2 separate regions of the Homo sapiens genome follow, and region 2 is linked to region 1. The links are chromatin loops, found by intact Hi-C in ENCODE. Cell type or tissue: breast epithelium. All regions are shown on one strand. Each heading gives the region's core, and the rest is flanking DNA. Links, peaks and the distances in the headings are about the cores only. Region 1 holds the start of CTNNBIP1-AS1 (CTNNBIP1 antisense RNA 1). Region 2 overlaps PIK3CD (phosphatidylinositol-4,5-bisphosphate 3-kinase catalytic subunit delta).

Evidence for each region. Hi-C counts contacts between places; a loop is a spot of excess contacts. Peaks named below come from ENCODE experiments on the same cell type or tissue, not always from the same donor. Only the 100,000 strongest peaks of a DNase experiment are listed, where the experiment ranks them.
Region 2: it touches region 1 in a loop (8-fold over the local background); 2 of 110 quality-filtered maps call a loop at or near these places.

The regions. Positions count from the first base shown.
Region 1 is chr1:9,843,892-9,852,215 of GRCh38, reverse strand. It overlaps CTNNBIP1 (catenin beta interacting protein 1), which reads left to right. Exons shown (of 6, transcript NM_020248.3): 6 at 1,440-3,940. The coding sequence ends at 1,498. CTNNBIP1-AS1 (CTNNBIP1 antisense RNA 1) reads right to left here and starts at 3,898. Exons shown (of 3, transcript NR_199045.1): 1 at 3,750-3,898; 2 at 2,742-2,847; 3 at 2,062-2,230. It overlaps LOC105376717 (a long non-coding RNA gene), which reads right to left and starts at 1,551. Exons shown (of 2, transcript XR_946952.3): 1 at 1,172-1,551. RefSeq lists enhancers at 158-958, 1,994-2,043, 2,124-2,263, 3,398-3,899, 7,961-8,324. In breast epithelium, for the core only: no CTCF peak of the experiment used is centred there; no DNase peak of the experiment used is centred there; H3K4me3 peaks cover 312 bases; H3K27ac peaks cover 2,535 bases.
Region 2 is chr1:9,704,137-9,712,460 of GRCh38, reverse strand. It overlaps PIK3CD (phosphatidylinositol-4,5-bisphosphate 3-kinase catalytic subunit delta), which reads right to left. Exons shown (of 24, transcript NM_005026.5): 3 at 1,865-2,037. The coding sequence starts at 2,005. Among named protein-coding and RNA genes, the nearest start is that of PIK3CD-AS2, 21 kb to the right of the region's middle. RefSeq lists a silencer at 964-1,164 and an enhancer at 2,303-3,000. In breast epithelium, for the core only: no CTCF peak of the experiment used is centred there; no DNase peak of the experiment used is centred there.

The sequences.
Region 1 (8,324 bases), core at 22-8,021:
GTTGGAAGGAGGTCAGCACATGCCGGCTGTGGGGGAGACCCGGCTCACTGAGTGGAGGCCGGCTCACTCTGCTGACTCCATTTCACATGCCAGGAGCCTCACTTCACACTCCCCACACTGGCCCACCCTCGGGTGGCCTTTCCTGTCTCTCCTATTCCGATCCACCCCCTCCCAGAGAGAATACCTGCAGTAGCACAGACAACATGTCAGAAAGACCATGGGCAGCCAGACTGGTACTTTTCGGGGCAAAGTGAAGATCTGGCCTTTTACAAAGGGGGTGAGAGCAGCAGGACAGGGTCAGGGAGTCAAGGTGGGGCCCTACAGGTCACCTCCTGGCCCACAGCCCCTCCCTGGCCATGTCAGCCCCTAACTCCCCAGGCAGTTGTGGGTGTGGGTGGCAGGTCAGCATTTCGAGCTTTGCCCTCCTGCCACTGCCTGTCCTGGCCACTCATCAGAGCCTGTCCTCTGGAAAACAAGACAAAGGACGTGATTTCACAAGTGCCTGGGCCAGAATCTCAAATTCAGGATTAAGAAAAAGAAGGATTGGCTGGGCACGGTGGCTCCTGCCTATAATCCCAGCACTTTGGGAGGCCGAGGTGGGTGGATCATGAGGTCAGGAGTTTGAGACCAGCCTGACCAACATGGTGAAACCTCATCTCTACTAAAAATACAAAAAAATTAGCCGGGCGTGGTGATGCACACCTGTAATCCCAGCTACTCAGGAGGCTGAGGCAGGAGGATCGCTTGAACCCGGGAGGCAGAGGATGCAGTGAGCCGAGATTGTGCCACTATACTCCAGCCTGGGTGATAGAGCAAGACTCCATATCACACACAAAAAAAAGAAAGAAAAAGGAAAAAGAAAAAGAAAAAGAAGGATTGTGGGCATATCTGTCTCAGTCAGAGCCAGGCGGACAGCAGGCTGGACGTGGGCCCGGCCATACTTCTTGGAAGAGGTGTTGGGTTTGGGTGAAGGAGAAGCTGCTGCAAAGAGGAATGGCTATTTAAAACCACAGTGAGCCAGACCCTCCGAAGGCATCAAGACGCGAGTCTTGAGAAGAAAGAGGGAGGTTCCCAAGGGCCACCCCGCCTCTGGCTTTGGTAACTCTGGAGCAAGGGCTGTGAGCAGCGCTGAGCCCTGCTCCAGGTCACCTGGGGCCTCGTCATGGCTCACCTGTCAGCTGTGTAGCCTTGAGCAAGCCTCTGAGCCTCACCCTGGCAGCCCTGCCTTGCAGCCCTACAGCAGGGTTGCAAGCCTTGTCCCCAGCCAGGAGGCAGGGAAGACCAGAGGGGAGGAAGACTTCCTCGGAAGTACTTTGTCCTCAGAGAGTGCCGCGATCCTGGTGGGCGGGGGCTCCAGCTTGGCCGCAGCCTCCTTGCTTGTCCTGTTCGCAAGCCAATGCTGCAAGCCCCATCAGCGATCCTTGTCGCCTTATCTGCAGGTGCAGAGGACGTGGTGATGGCGTTTTCCAGGTCGGAGACGGAAGACCGGAGGCAGTAGCTGCAAAGCCCTTGGAACACCCTGGATGCTGTTGAGGGCCAAGAGATCTGTGTGGCTCCTGGGCCGGCTGAGTGGCAGCAGCCCCCCTTGCCCCACCTCCCCCTTCCCCTACCCAACCCTGCCCTGCCCCACCCCACCTCACAGCTACTCAGTGGGGCTGGCATCAAGGGAGACACCAGTGGTGCGTTTATAATTGGCTTAAAGGGATGGACTTGTGATTGGCTGCAGGAAGAAACTTTTTTATTTTTTAAATCTTGACCAACAGAAACCTTTTATTTTTATTTCTGACTCTTATTTTTTAAAAAATTTGCGCCTCGGTATCTGGCTTCCCTGGAAGCTCTCCGAGCTCTGGTGCTTTAGTTAGGTCATTTTTTTAGAAATGTGAAGAGGTCTGATTGGCTGCTTAAACTGGAAAGGATCTGTGATTGGCTGGTTAATGGGAAACGGTTTTTTTCTTTGGCTGCAGGTGTTCTGCTGATATCAACAGCTTCCCTATTTTGAATGCAGAAAACAGGGTCTGGGACATTAGTCGTTATATTTGACTTGAAAAGAAAGAAACCAAGTGCGCTTTGCAATATTTATTACACAAAGAACTTGCTGCTGCCTTCACATTTGGGGTTTGTGTTTGATTGGCTTTCGATGCGTGTGTTTGGTTTCCCATTGGTTCACCTGTGACTCCTGTTGCCATGGATTCACCCCCCTCTGCTGCCGGCTCTGGGCCTGAGGGTCCACCTGGAGAGTACATTTGCTTTAATGAGTGCACCTGCCTCCACCAGCAAGGGGACCCCGAGAACCCTGAGCAGGGTCCACAGCTGGAAAGTTGGGCCCCTGAGGAGCTTTGTGTCGTCTTGAACGAGCAGCCCAGGGCCTAGAGGTAACCGTTAGGCGGGATTTATGTGCACTGCCTGCATGAGCTGGCAACCAGCCAGCGTCCCTTGGTGAGAAAGGGATTGCTGAGGCACCGTCCAGGCCCCACCGGCCAGGCCGCGCCCAGCAGAGGCGTACTACCCAGCTCTGTCCTCTTGGCCATCCTTCTGTGTACCACTTCCTGAGGCCTCATTTTGGGGGTCATCTTGGAAAGGGGAGGAGCTTCTCCCAGTGTGAGACCCCAAAGACTCTGGAGGTCATCTGGCGGAGGTCTCTGGGAGCCCAGAACCCACATAAAAGCCCCAGCTTGGCTCACAAGGCCCAGGAGACCTCCAGCTAAACACCAACCCCTGACCTACCCCAGCCAGGCTCCTACCTGTCTGCTGCCAGCACAGTAGGTCCCGGCCAGCTCTGGAGTTCTCTCATCGGAGGCCCATGCCCTCCACTCCACTGCCTTTGGAAGGGTCTCTCTCCAGGTCAGCCTGGAAGGGACAGTATCGTTTGTTTATGAAATGCCACTGGGACAGCTGGCTGGGCCTTCACCAAGCAAGTCCCTTCAGACTGGCCCTTAAGCCAAACTCAGGCCCAGAATTGCAGTTCAGAATGGCAGTCCTGGAGGCAGGGGGTGAGGGGCAGGTCTAGTGTTCCTGCACCAAACCTAAGTCCTTCCACCTGCCACCCCCTTCCCTGGGAGGGAGGTGGTCCTCCTATCTCCCTGGCTCACTGGCAGGTGTGGGATCTGGGGAGAGCGGCTGGAGAAAGATGCAGTCCTCAGGAAGGGGGCCGCCACCCTCCCCTATGCTGGTAGATGCTGAGGCCCCTAGGTGCCCAGGGCCAGTGGGACCCTCTCAGAACCAAATCTTTCCCCTTTCTCGGGGCTTGGGGCTCGGGCCGTAGGGGCTCCTGAGTGTCATGAAGTGCACAGGAGCCAAATGACCGAGCCCTGGAGAGCCCCATGGTGGGTAGGTGGTTCGTGCTGTGCTCTGGCACCATCAGCCTGTTCCAGAAGGAGGATTCGAGCATCAGGCTAAGACCCTGTGTCCTCCACCATGCACTCACCCCTAGCCCTGGTTAGCTGACAGTCAGCTGTGGGGAACACAGCTACAACCCTACCCTGGCAGGGACCTGAGAGCATCTCAGGAGGGGCAGCGCATGTGTGCATGTGCTGTGTGAGTGAGCACACCCGTGTGCACACTCATACACATGTGCACACACACGCACTCTCCCCGCTCAGGGGCCTGGAGGTCTGGCTGAGCCCCTGGGGAAAGGTGAGTTCTTTCATCTCCCTCCTCCAGGTCGGAGTGCCTGGAGTCAGGTGTCGAGGCCACATTGCTGGCTGCCCCCTCTTTGTAGCTCCTATAAAGGGCCCACACCTGGTGGATACCTGGTTGAGTGTGTGGTCTCTGCCCCAGCCTGTCCTTGTCACGATCACAGGCCTTGCTTTTGTAACAATGATGACCCCGGCCTGTCTCATCTTCTGAAGAGGAAAAGTCAAAGTGTTGCTGTGGCTCCATATTTCAACTAAAAATATATCTGTTGGAGAAAGAAATTAACAATAAAGAATTTTCATAGGTTCGTGTGTGAGCTGAGCTGGTTTCTCCCTCGGAATCAGGCGCTCTGACTGATTTCCCCACATCACGTGGGCTCTGCTGCTGCGGGGGCCCCTCCTTCCCAGGGAGGCGCAGCCAGGAAGGACAACACCAAGTTTGATAAGTGTCTGTGACCTGAGTTGAGCTCAGGGTTTGGAAGAATTTCTAGATCTACCCAGCCCAGCTCAAGGGTCGTTAAGAAGGTTGAACCTTCTTTTTGACCTGGAGATTCTAAACATCATTCCAGATTCAACTGAGATCAGTAAGCTTCAGAGGCAACCTCGTCTTCCACACCTATGAAAAGACACTAAGCACTCCGTAAGGATGTGGGGACCCCGCCATCCTAGGCACCCCAACATCCTGATGTGATGGCACCAGTTTTAAAATGCTTGTTACAGACACCCAAACAGAATATCTGTCCCTTCCACCATCCCAGAAGTGGAAGATATATTGGTTTTTAGCTGTATGTACAAGTTTGGAAGCTGAAATCATTTCTGCTTCAATAATTTTTGCTTCAGAAGCATTTTCTAGAAATTTTCATTTCCACCCTTCATAATCCCATTTTTGGGTCTTTTTTTTTTTTTTTCTGTTTACATAGTCTCACTGCTTCTATTTCCTTTTCAAAGAATTTCACTGGGTCCTAGAGGCTATGGAGTTTACAGAATATGAGTACAATGGCACAACCAACATCATTAAGTCTTTGTGTTGGGGGAGATACTGGGTCTTGTAGCAGCCCACGCAGTAGCTAGATGCACAAGCCCCTCTGAAACATTTCTGAAAAGACCTTGTCCAGGCTTTGCTTGAATACTCTCTCGAGTTGGGGAGCTCACTACCTCACAAGTTAGTCCAGACCATGTTCATGTAACCTATGCTTATCCTTACATTAAGTTGATCTGCCTCTTTCTGTAACTTCTTGTCCAGAAAGGAGTTTGCAGTCATTGAGAGAAAGACAGAGATTGCTGTGTTAACCAGAAGTTACATAGAGACACACATCCAAGGGTCCGTGGTAGGTAGATTATGTGCAGATTCCACCCCTTGCCCAGCGCTCTGAGTGACACTGTCAGCCTTGTAGTTAATCAGCTCTTCTAAGCTGAGCCACTGAGTAGTTCAAGGGACTGACCGGCTGGCCCTGGTCCCACCTGCCCAGCCCCCAGCAGAGAGCTTGGAAACCGGAGCCAAGCGGGGTCGTCCTCCTGGCGCTGTCTAACCTGTCTAAGCTGCCTAAACTGTCATGGGAAGTAGGCCACGTAAATGAGTCGGGGACACTTCAGCAGGCAAAGGAAAAACACTGGGGACAGCCTTGGGTCTTTCGGGGTCCGTCAGCCCACACAGCAGGCAACCTCCTGGGTCACCTTCCCAGGTACGGGATGGGGTAATGACCCCAACAGGCAGCGCTGGGACTGCTGCAGCCAGAGACAGCAGGGGGCCAGGCTGAGCCTGCGGGGAAGGAGGCAGAGCTGCCGGAGACAGCAGGGGGCCAGGCCGAGCCTGGGGTGGGGAGGCTGAGGGCTGTGGCCCTTGGTGTTTCCCAGCCTTGGGGGGCGGGCAGTTGAGAATGAATGAAGCGCTTCTTCTCCCTGTCCCTGCAGGTGAATACCAGCACTGAGAATCCAGGCGGGCCCCAGCCTTTGAAGAGGGTCTTTTTAGCAGGGAATATGATCCCTTCCATTGGTGGTAGGGGGAACTCTGGCCCCAGGGGACCCCTGACACCACCCAGGTGCCGCCTTTGCTTGGGCAGGGCAGGTTCATTTCTCTCTCTCTCTCTCTCTGTCTTTATCTCTCTCCCTCCCTCTTCTGGGTTGCCCATGGCCACCCAACCCTTTTCATTTCCCGAAGGATAAAATGCACCCAGACTAACCGACTAACCTGAGGCTGTGCTGAGAAAACGTTTCCCCGCTCTGCACTGTCCACTGAAAGCACTTGATCTTCTGGGAAACAACTGATGTTCAGGAGATTTGGGGGGACTTGCAGGGCGAGTCCTATTAGGACTTTCTAATTTGAAGAAAGTCCTTCTCAAGGGACAAGGGCAGTGAAATGCCTTTTGAATATCAACTAGTGTCTTGCTTTCACTTTTCTCCCTGACATTGGAACTTCCCCATCACAGATGGTTCCCAGAAGGGCCTTCCAGTCCTGCCAGCACGGAAGTCATGAGCGTTCTTGATGCAGGGACGAGCCACGCCCTACCCACCCTGCCCCTGCTCCTCTTCCAGAGCCCCTAGGTTAGGGGTGTGTGCAACAGGTGGTCGTCCCTGTTTGCACACCTGTGGGAGCCCCGCCCCGCCCTGCGCAACCCCAGAGGAGGTGACTTCAGACCCAGAGCCTCTGAGAGTTTCCACTGCCTGACCCTTGGTCTTGACCATGCTGCTTCCAGTGGAAGGAGGTGGATCTTCACAAACATCTTTGACAGGTGTCTCCTATGTCTCGGTCTTTTTTTTTTTTTTTTTTTTGAGACAGAGTCTTGCTCTTGTCACCCAGGCTGGAGTGCAATGGCATGATCTCAGCTCATTGCAACCTCCACCTCCTCGGTTCAAGCAGTTCTCCTGCCTCAGCCTCCTGAGTAGCTGGGATTACAGGCACCCACCACCACACCCAGCTAATTTTTGTATTTTTAGTAGAGATGGGGTTTCACCATGTTGGCCAGGCGTGAGCCACCAGGCCCAGCCGTGTGTCCCAGTGTTAACAACACAGCTAATGTTGACTGGATGGTACCTGTGTGAAGGCGCATGCTCAGTCACGTGCGAGGTATGTTCCTAGGCTGCCCCGAAGCTCCCTGGGTCTGTCTGAAGCCTCCCATGCGGACCTAGCACTTCACCTCCAAGCTAAGCTGATTTTGCCAGAGTTCCTCTTCCACTTTAAATCTTCGAGGACTGTTTGACCCCACAGCCTAAATCTTTATGTCCACATAGCTGGGGGCTGGGGAGACATCATGGTTTAGAGTGGGAACTGTGGAGGCCAACTGGAGGCAGGACTGAATCTGTCACTTGGCAGCTGTGTGACTTGGGGTGAATGATGAACCTTATTGAAAAAAATGGAAAAAATAAGAGCATCAGGGCCAGAGGTTGTTGGTGACAACTAATGAGATGATGCATATGACACGCTTAGCAGAGTGACCTGCGACCAGTGGGGGGTCAGGACATAAGGTCATTGTTAAGTCACCATAGTGGGTTCTCTCCACCCCATCCTCTCTACTCAAAAGTCACACAGAGCGAGGACTTGTCAGCAGCCTTTGGTGTGGGGAGGAGCACAGCCCCAGGTCCTGCGAGGTGCTTAGAAAATGCTTCTTTGATGAGGATGAAGGAGCCCAGATGATCCCTTTGTAGAAGCCAAGGCCAGAGCTGCCTCCAGCTCCCCAGCCCCTGCCCTGAGCCTCTCCCTCTGCTGAGCCGCTTTGCCTCGGGGACGGGGGCTCACTGGAGCAGAGCCCCTCCGCCTTCCCCAAAACCTGCCAGCTGAGAAGGGTGTCCCCTCAGGGTGGACTCTGTCATGGCTGGACAGGCAGGGAGGGACCTCGGCAGAGCCTGGGGGTGGGAGTCTTGTTTTCCAGGGACCCTCCTGCTCGCCTCGTGCTTAAACTCCAAATAGAATCACAGCCAGTCAGGAAAGGGGATAAAATTAAATCCTTGATCATGATCAAGTGGTTAAAAAAAACCCATCACAGCCAGCGGCTCCTTCTCACTGCAGCCGGCTCTGCCTCAGAGCAAATAGGAGGAGGAGGAAGAGGAGGAGGAAGACAGAGCCATCTTGGGCCCCAGCACCCCTCCCTCCCGGCCAGCCCCTCCTCCTGCCTTCCCAGCCCCCCAGGGCCCCAAGACTCCGCACCCCTCACCCCAAAGATGGGGAGGCTGGGAGGGTGGCTGCTGTGGGGGGAGGCCCACATCCTGCCCAAGGAGGCAGGGCCTGGGCTCCGAGCTCCGGAACTGCAGACCTGGGATCGAATCCAGACTCTGCCAATGACTGTGTCGTGGGCAAATCACTCGATGTTTCCGAGCCTGTTTCCTAATCTGGAACGTGGGAACAGTCATGGCAACTGCCTCATTGGCTGTTGTCTGGATTCAGTGGGTGGGCACCGGCAGTGGTGAGCCAAGGGTGGGGGGACACGGACGGGGGAGCAGCCTGCCTGGGGTTCAGGCAATAAGGGGGTGTATTGTCTGGAGAGAATTTCAAAACACTAAAACTGACAGTCTGGTCTGCTTTCTTTCTTTTGCCTCCATGCCCAGGCTACTCTAGCCCTAGGACAGAGCATGGCCACCCCCAACACTTGACATCTTTGGGCAAGAGGCCAGGCTGCTGACTCAGGACATAGGTCTAGGTGGGCCCAGCTGAGAGATGCCCCCATGGCAGTGGGTGATGCCCCGTGACCCCTCAGTGCC
Region 2 (8,324 bases), core at 1-8,000, 140 kb after region 1:
AAAAATACAAAAATTAGCCGGGCGTGGTGGCACGTGCCTGTAGTCCCAGCTACTTGGGAAGATGAGGCAGGAGAATTGCTTGAACCTGGGAGGCGGAGGTTGCAGTGAGCCAAGATCACACCACTGCACTCCAGCTTGGGCAACAGAGTGAACCCTGTCTCAAAAAATAAAAATAAATAAAAATAAAATAAAATTCTGGGATAAGGTCCTGCCCTCCCACAGCCCAAGGCATGATCCCTCAAGTCCCATGCTTAGTAAGGGGCACAAGCCCTTTAGAAGGTCACAAGACAATATCCACCAAATATTGTCTACATATTTAATCCTTTGACTCAGTAGTCCATCCTGAATATTATTCAACAAACCAAAATCTCTTTCCAAAGATGCTGTTTACAAAAAATTAGCCGGGCGTGGTGGTGGGCGCCTGTAGTCCCAGCTACTCGGGAGGCTGAGGCAGGAGAATGGTGTGAACCTGGGAGGTGGAGCTTGCAGCGAGCCGAGATGGCGCCACTGCACTCCAGCCTGGGCGACAGAGCGGGACTCCATCTCAAAAAAAAAAAGAAAAAGAGATGTTGTTTACTATGGCAACAGCTTTAAAGACAAAAGACCTGTAAACCACTTAGGCAGCCATGGATGGAGTGTGGTTTCAAAAATGAAAGGCACATTCTAGCCTGGGCAACATGGTGAAACCCCATCTCCACAAAAAATACAGACACGAAAAATTAGTTGGGCTTGATGGCACGTGCCTGTAGTCCCAGCTACTCAGGAGGCTGAGGTAAGAGGCTCACCTAAGCCTGGGGAGATTGAGGCTGCAGTGAGCTGTGATCGCACTACTGCACTCCAGGCTGGGCAACAGAGTGAGACCCCATCTCAAAAAAAAAAATGATGACACAGTCATGAATAGGATGAAAGCCCACCGTGGGAGGCAGCCCCTAATCTCATCTAGTCATGAATAATTGGATAACTGAGTAGAGGGAAACATACACTGTGAAATGGGGAAAGCTGAAATTGGAATAATTGGACGCAACCACAAGTCTTTCAACAACTCATGGACGTGATTTATCTTTTGGGTCGGGCGCGGTGACTCACACCTGTAATTCCAACACTTTAAGAGGCCGAAGCGGGTGGATCACTTGAGCTCAGGAGTTCAAGACCAGCCAGGCCAACATGGCATAACCCCATCTCTACTAAAAAACACAAAAATTAGCCAGGTGTGGTGGTGCACGCCTATAGTCCCAGCTACTCAGGAGGCTGAGGCACGAGAACTGCTTGAGCCTGGGAGGCAGAGGTTGTAGTCACCTGAGATCATGCCACTGCACTCCAGCCTAGGTGACAGAGCGAGATTGTCTCAAAAAACAAAAACCAAAAAAACCATTATCGGCTGGATGCAGTGGCTCACGCCTGGAATCTCAGCACTTTGGGAGGCCGAGGCAGGTGGATCACCTGAGGTCGGGAGTTTGAGACCAGCCTGACCAACATGGAGAAACCCCGTCTCTACTAAAAATACAAAATTAGTTGGGCGTGATGGTGCATGCCTGTAATCCCAGCTACTCAGGAGGCTGAGGCGGAAGAATCTCTTGAACCCGGGAGTTGGAGGTTGCAGTGAGCCGAGATTGCGCCATTGCACACCAGCCTGGGCAATAAGAGCGAAACTCCGTCTCAAAACAAACAAACAAACAAACAAACCATTATTTATCTTTTAAAATTCTCATCTGAGGATCCCAAGTCTGAAAAGCAGTGCATCTGTCCATCTGTCTGTCCGTCTGTCCACCTGTCCATCTGTCTGTCTGTCTGTCTGTCTATCTGTGTCTCTCTCTCTCTCTCTCTCTCTGAGCACCAAGGTCTGAGGACCGGATGGAGGCCATACCTGCTTGATGGTGCTGAGGTTGGCATTGCGGGACACAGGGAAGTTCAGGTAGACCCCTGTGGGCAGCAGGAAGTCAACCACAACGCTCTGATTCTCCTCCTTGGTCCAGAATTCCATGGGGCAGTCCACCCCAGGGGGCATCCTGCGTTGTTACTTCCCAGATGACAGTTGTCCTAAAAATGAAGAAATGGCAAAATGAGTTACCTCAGCTGAGCTGGGTGAGACCTTTGGAAGGGACTCCCTGGAAAACAGTGGGGTCCTTGGACAGCAGGAAGCTCAGGAGTGAGTTCCCGACCTGCGGGTACAAAAAGCTCACCTCCCTCAGGGCCTCGTCCTGCCCAGGGTGGCTTGTGGCTCCTACTACTCCGGGCCACGGCCTCAGCTGCCTCTTCTCCCAGGCAGACACTGCATGTCCTCCCCACAGGAGCACGCACAGCAAATCATCTTTCCTCAGGAACATACACATCCACGAAAGCCAGTCATGGCCACCAGCTGGCACAGAAGGGAGATGGCAGGACAGCTGGTCAGGTGCCCTGAGACCTGAGAGGCCGAAGGCTGCAGTTCTTTGAAATACATTCTTTTTTTTTTTTTGAGCCGGAGTCTTGCTCTGTCACCCAGGCTGGAGTGCAGTGGCACCACCTCGGCTCACTGCAATCTCCGCCTCTTGGGTTCAAGAGATTCTCCTGCCTCAGCCTCCCAAATAGCTGGAATTACAGGCATGCGTTACCACATCTGGCTAATTTTTGTACTTTTGTAGAGAGAGGGTTTCACCATGTTGGCCAGACTGGTCTTGAACTCCTAACTTCAAGTGATCCGCCCACCTCGGCCTCCCAAAGTTCTGGGATCACAGGCATGAGCCACCATACCCAGCTGTGAAATAGATTTTTTTTTTTGAAACAGGGTCTCACTCTGTTGCCCCAGCTGGAGTACAGTGGTGCCATCATAGCTCACTGTAACACAAATTCCTAGGTTCAAGCGATGTTCCCATCTCACCCTCCCAAGTAGCTGGGCCTACAGGTGCACACCACTACACCTGGCTAATTTTTTAATTTTTTGTAGAGACAGTCTCACTATATTGCCCAGGCTGGTCTTGACCTCCTGGGTTCAAGGGATCTTCTCACTCTGGCCTCCCAAAGTGCTGGGATTACAGACATGAGCCACCATATCCAGCCTCTCTGAAACTTTCTGACTAGAAACCAAAAGGCTTAAAAATGGCTTTGGTCATCCAATAATTTGTTAAAATATTCCAGTCAGGCCGGGTGCAGTGGCTCACATCTGTAATCCCAGCACTTTGGGAGGCCCAGGCAGGCAGATCACCTGAGGTTAGGAGTTCAAGACCAGCCTGACCAATATGATGAACTGAGCTAGATGAAACCCTGTCTCTACTAAAAATATAAAAATTAGCCGGGCATGGTGGCACATGCCTGTAATCCCAGCTACCCAGGAGGCTGACACAGGAGAATCGCTTGAACCCAGGAGTTGGAGGTTGCAGTGAGCCGAGATCGCACCACTGCACTCCAGCCTGGGTAACAAGAGCGAAACTCCGTCTCAAAAAAAAAAGAAAAAATTTGAATCATACCAAACCCTCCAGTCATACCCACCCCTAGTAACAAAATGTTACAAACACAAAGGACCTGGTGTTCCCCCTCTTCCAGGTCCCCTTCTCCCTTCCCCGCCTCTAGCCTACTCCACTACAGGTTAGCAGTACCTGGAGTCTGGTTGTTTATCATTTCCATACATGTTTTTTGTTTTGTTTTATTTTTTTGAAACAGAGTCTTACTCTGTAGCCCAGGCTGGAGTGCAGTGGTGCAATCTCAGCTCTTGGGCTCAAGCGATTCTCCTGCCTCAGCCTCCCGAGTAGCTGGGATTACAGGCGCCTGCCACCACGTCCAACTAATTTTTGTATTTTTAGTAGAGATGGGGGTTTCACCATGTTGGCCAGGTTGGTCTCGAACTCCTGACCTCAAGTGATCCACCTGCCTTGGGCTCCCAAAGTGCTGGGATGACAGGAATGAGCCACTGGGCCCGACGTCCATGCATGTTTTTATATTTTTATTATACCAACATGTATCCACATCCAATTCCTGGTACTAGTGCGTGCTTTAAATCTGCGCATGGTCAGGCATGGTGGCTTACACCTGCAGTCCCAGCACTTTGGGAGGCGACACAGGCAGATGACTTGAGGCCAGGAGTTCGAGACCAGCCTGGCCAACATGGCAAAATCCTGTCTCCACTAAAAATACAAAAATTAGCTGGGTGTGGTGATTCATGCCTGTAATTCCAGCTACTCGGGAGGCTGAGGCATGAGAATCGCTTGAACCCAGGAGGCAGAGGTTGCAGTGAGCAGATTGCGCCACTGCACTCCAGCCTGGATGACAGAGTGAGACTGTCTCAAACAAACAAACAAACAAACAAACAAACAAAAAGCCTGTATGTACACACGGAGTCTTCTGCGACCTGCTTTGGTCACTCATTGTGCTGTTCTTTAGATTTACCCAGGCGGGACCAGGCGCGGTGGCTCACGCCTGTAATCTCAGCACTTTGGGAGGCCGAGGCGAGTGGATCACGAGGTCAGGAGATCGAGACCATCCTGGCTAACACAGTGAAACCCCTTCTCTACTAAAAATACAAAAAAATTAGCTGGGCGTGGTGGCGGGCACCCATAGTCCCAGCTACTTGGGAGGCTGAGGCAGGAGAATGGCATGAACCCAGGAGGCAGAGCTTGCAGTGAGCCGAGATCGCGCCACTGTACTCTAGCCTGGGCGACAGACTGAGACTCCATCTCAAAAAAAAAAACAAAATTATAAAAAAAAAAAATTTACCCAGGCGAATACACACATGGCTTTAGTTCATTCGTTTTATCTCTTGCACAATATTTCATTGTGTAAAGAAGCCACAATTAGAAGAGATCATGTCCTTTGCAAGAACATGGATGGAGCTGGAGGCCATTATCCTCAGCAAACTAATGTAGGAAAAGAAAACCAAACACCATATGTTCTCACCTATAAGTGGGAGCTAAATAAGAACACATGGACACACAGAGGGGAACAGCACACACGGGGGCCTGAGGGTGGAGGGTGGGAGTCGGGAGAGGATGAGGAAGAATAACTCATGGGTACTAGGCTTAATACCTGGGTGACGACATAATCTGTATGACAAACCCCCACGACACAAGTTTACCTATATAACAAACCTGCAACGTACCCCTGAACTTAAAATAAAAGTTAAATTAAAAAAAAGAAAAATGTAACACTCAAGGAAAAAAAAAAAAAAAGAAACCACAATTTACCCTCTCTCTTGTTGATGAAGATGAAGGCTGGTTTCTACTTTTCTTAGTTACTTTTAATGATGCTACAATGTATGTTCTTGAATCCATCCCCTTGTGCTCATCGGAGAGTGCTGAGTGTTGCCCAAGAGAAAGGCAACGGGAACCACATAGGTAACGTCCAGGTTACCAGAAGCCACTTTAAAAAGTGTGAAAAGGCTGGGCTCATGGTGGCTCATGCCTGTAATCCCAGTGCTTTAGGAGGCCAAGGTAGGAGGATCACTTGAGGCCAGGAGTTAGAGACCAGCCTGGGCAACATAGTGAGAGCCCATCTCTACAAAAAAAAAAAAAAATTAAAAATTAGCCAAGCATGGTGGAGCGTGCCTGTAGTCGCAGCTACTTGGAAGCTGAGGTGGAAGGATCACTTGAGCCTGGGAGTTTGAGATGCTATGATGGATCACTACACACCAGCTTGGCAATACAGCAAAATCATGTCTCAAAAAAAAAAGAAAAAAGTAAAAAAAAAAGAAATCAAAAAAAGCCAAAAACAGTGAAAAGGCACAGATAAAATGAAGTTTCATTATGTATTTTATTTAACCCAATATAGCCACAAGATAGTCATTTTAACACATAATCAATAGAGAAAATTACTAATGAGATATTTTGACATTTATTTTGGTATCGAATCTTTGAAATCTGGTGTGTGTTTTACATTTAGTGTGTACTGCAATTTCATTTCTAGATTATCATCAGAAATACTTGATCTGAATGTAGATTTTATCCAATCTACAGGTGAAAAGTAGGTTCACAGACCCAGGTTTTTGTTGTTTTTTTCTGTTGAGATAGGGTCTTACTCTGTTGCCCAGGCTGGAGTACAGTGGCACAATCATAGCTCACTGCACCCTCCAACTCCTGGGCTCAAGCGATCCTCCAGCCTCAGCCTCCTGAGTGGCTGAGACTACAGGCTTGTGCCACCATGCCCTGCTAACTTTTTTTTTTTTTTTTGAGGTACAGGGTCTTGCTATGTTGCCCAGGTTGGTCTCGAACTCCTGGGCTCAAGTGATCCTCCCACCTCGGCCTCTCTAAGTGCTGGCATTACAGGTGTGAGCTCCTAGCCAGACCCAGTTTGTTCTAAACACACTTAAGGCTGGTCGCAGTGGCTCATGCCTGTAATCCCAGCACTTTGGGAGGCCAAAGCAGGTGGATTGCTTGAGTTTGAGACCAGCCTGAGCAACATGGCAAAACTCTGTCTCTACCAAAAAAAAAAAAAAAAAAAAAAAATTCCAATAAATGAATCAACAGCAATTTTAAATTAAATTAAATGTTTTAAAATTCCATTCCTCACACTGTCCACATTTCAAGTGCTCAAGAGACACATGTGGCATAACCTACGATCGGTATAACCACACCATTAACTTTACTAAATATCACCACACTGTCCTCAAGACGGTGGTGCCCGTCAGCAATCTCAGAACTGTGGTATGGAGATCAATCTCCAGATATTGGTCAACACTTGGTATTGTCAAATTTACTCATTTTTGCCAATTTGATGTGAATGAAATTATCTCGTTTTAATTTGCATTTCCCTGATTTTCCATAAAACCTTTATTTTCTACAAATAGCCTACTTACTATAAACTTTGCCCATTTTCCTGTGGGGTTACTTAATCTTTTTTAATGCTTTGTAGGATTTCTTTATATATTCTAGATTCCATTCCTTTGTTGGTTGAATGAGCGGGAAATATTTTCTAATCTGAGTCATCTTTTTGCTTTGCTTATGGTGTCTTTTTGGTGAGTAGAAGGTTTTTTGTTGTTGCTGTTTTGTTTTGTTTTAGGAGACAGGGTCTCACTCTGTCATCCAGGCTGGAGTGCAGTGGCGCAATCACAGCTCACTGCAGCCTCAACCTCCCAGGCTCAGGTGATCCTCCCAACCTCAGGCTCCCAGGTAGCTGGGACTACAGGCGTATGCCACTACACCCTTTTTTTTTTCCTTTTTTTTTTTTTTTTTTGGTATTTTTAATAGAGACTTTAAAAAAATATATGTTTTTAGTAGAGACTGGTCCCAAACTCCTGGGCTCAAGTGATCCACTGGCCTCAGTATCCCAAAGTGCTGGGATTACAAGCATGAGCCATCATGCCCAGCCTGGTGAGTAGAAGTTTTTAATGTTGATGCGGTCAAATTATCAATCTTTGCCTTTATGATTTATGATTTTTATTCTTTAAGCAAAGACTTCTCTACTTAAAGATCACATTCTCTTGGATTTTAAAGACTTGTAAAAACAGTTGAAAAGAAATATTTGGTTGAAGGCAGGTGTTGATTGGGTGGCAGCGCCGGCTGGGCCCAGGCCTCACCGTCAGCTGGACCCCAGCTGCCCTGAGGAGCGAGAGCTGCACATCTCTAGGCACTGCCACTGCTGGTCGCCACTTCCTCCAATTGCAAAACCACATCCTACTTTGGGTTCCTCTTGCTGAGAATGGCCAAGCCAAAGTCTTCCTTTTGTTTCAAAACTTGGGGGACCGGCTGGGCGTGGTGGCTCACGCCTGTAATCCCAGCACTTTGGGAGGCTGAGGCCAGTGGATCACTTTGAGCTCAGGCATTGGTGACCAGCCTGCGAAACATGGTAAAACCCTGTCTCTACACAAAATACAAAAATTAGCCGGTCATGGTGGCTCACGCCTGTAGTCCCGGCTACTTGGGAGGCTGAGGCTGGAGGATTGCTTGAGCCAGGGAAGTGGAGGTTGCAGTTAGCTGAGATTGTGCCACTGCACTCCAGCCTGGGCAATAGAGTGAGACCCTGTCTCAAAAACAAAACAAAACAAAACAAAGCAAAACAAAAAAACAACTTGGGAGAGAGTCAGGAATCCTGGAGAATCCACTTATGACATGAAATGGGCTTTGACCATGGGCTTTGAAAGTCAGGGGTATCTTTGGCCACTCAGTCTGGTGAGGCCCAAGATGAGCACATGAGGCATGAGCTCCCAGGGACTCCAACCCACAGCCTGGGTTCCAGGAAAATACACCCCTCACTCTCCTGCCCCTTAGCACTCTGGAAATGAAGTCTTCAACTACACCTTACCTAAATGGGATGTAGGGAAATACTTTCACAGAAAACCTCATTCCTAATACAGAAAGTATCAGACTGGTCTGCACAGGACATCAAATGCCAGGTCCTGTCACCAGTGAGACAGGACAGGA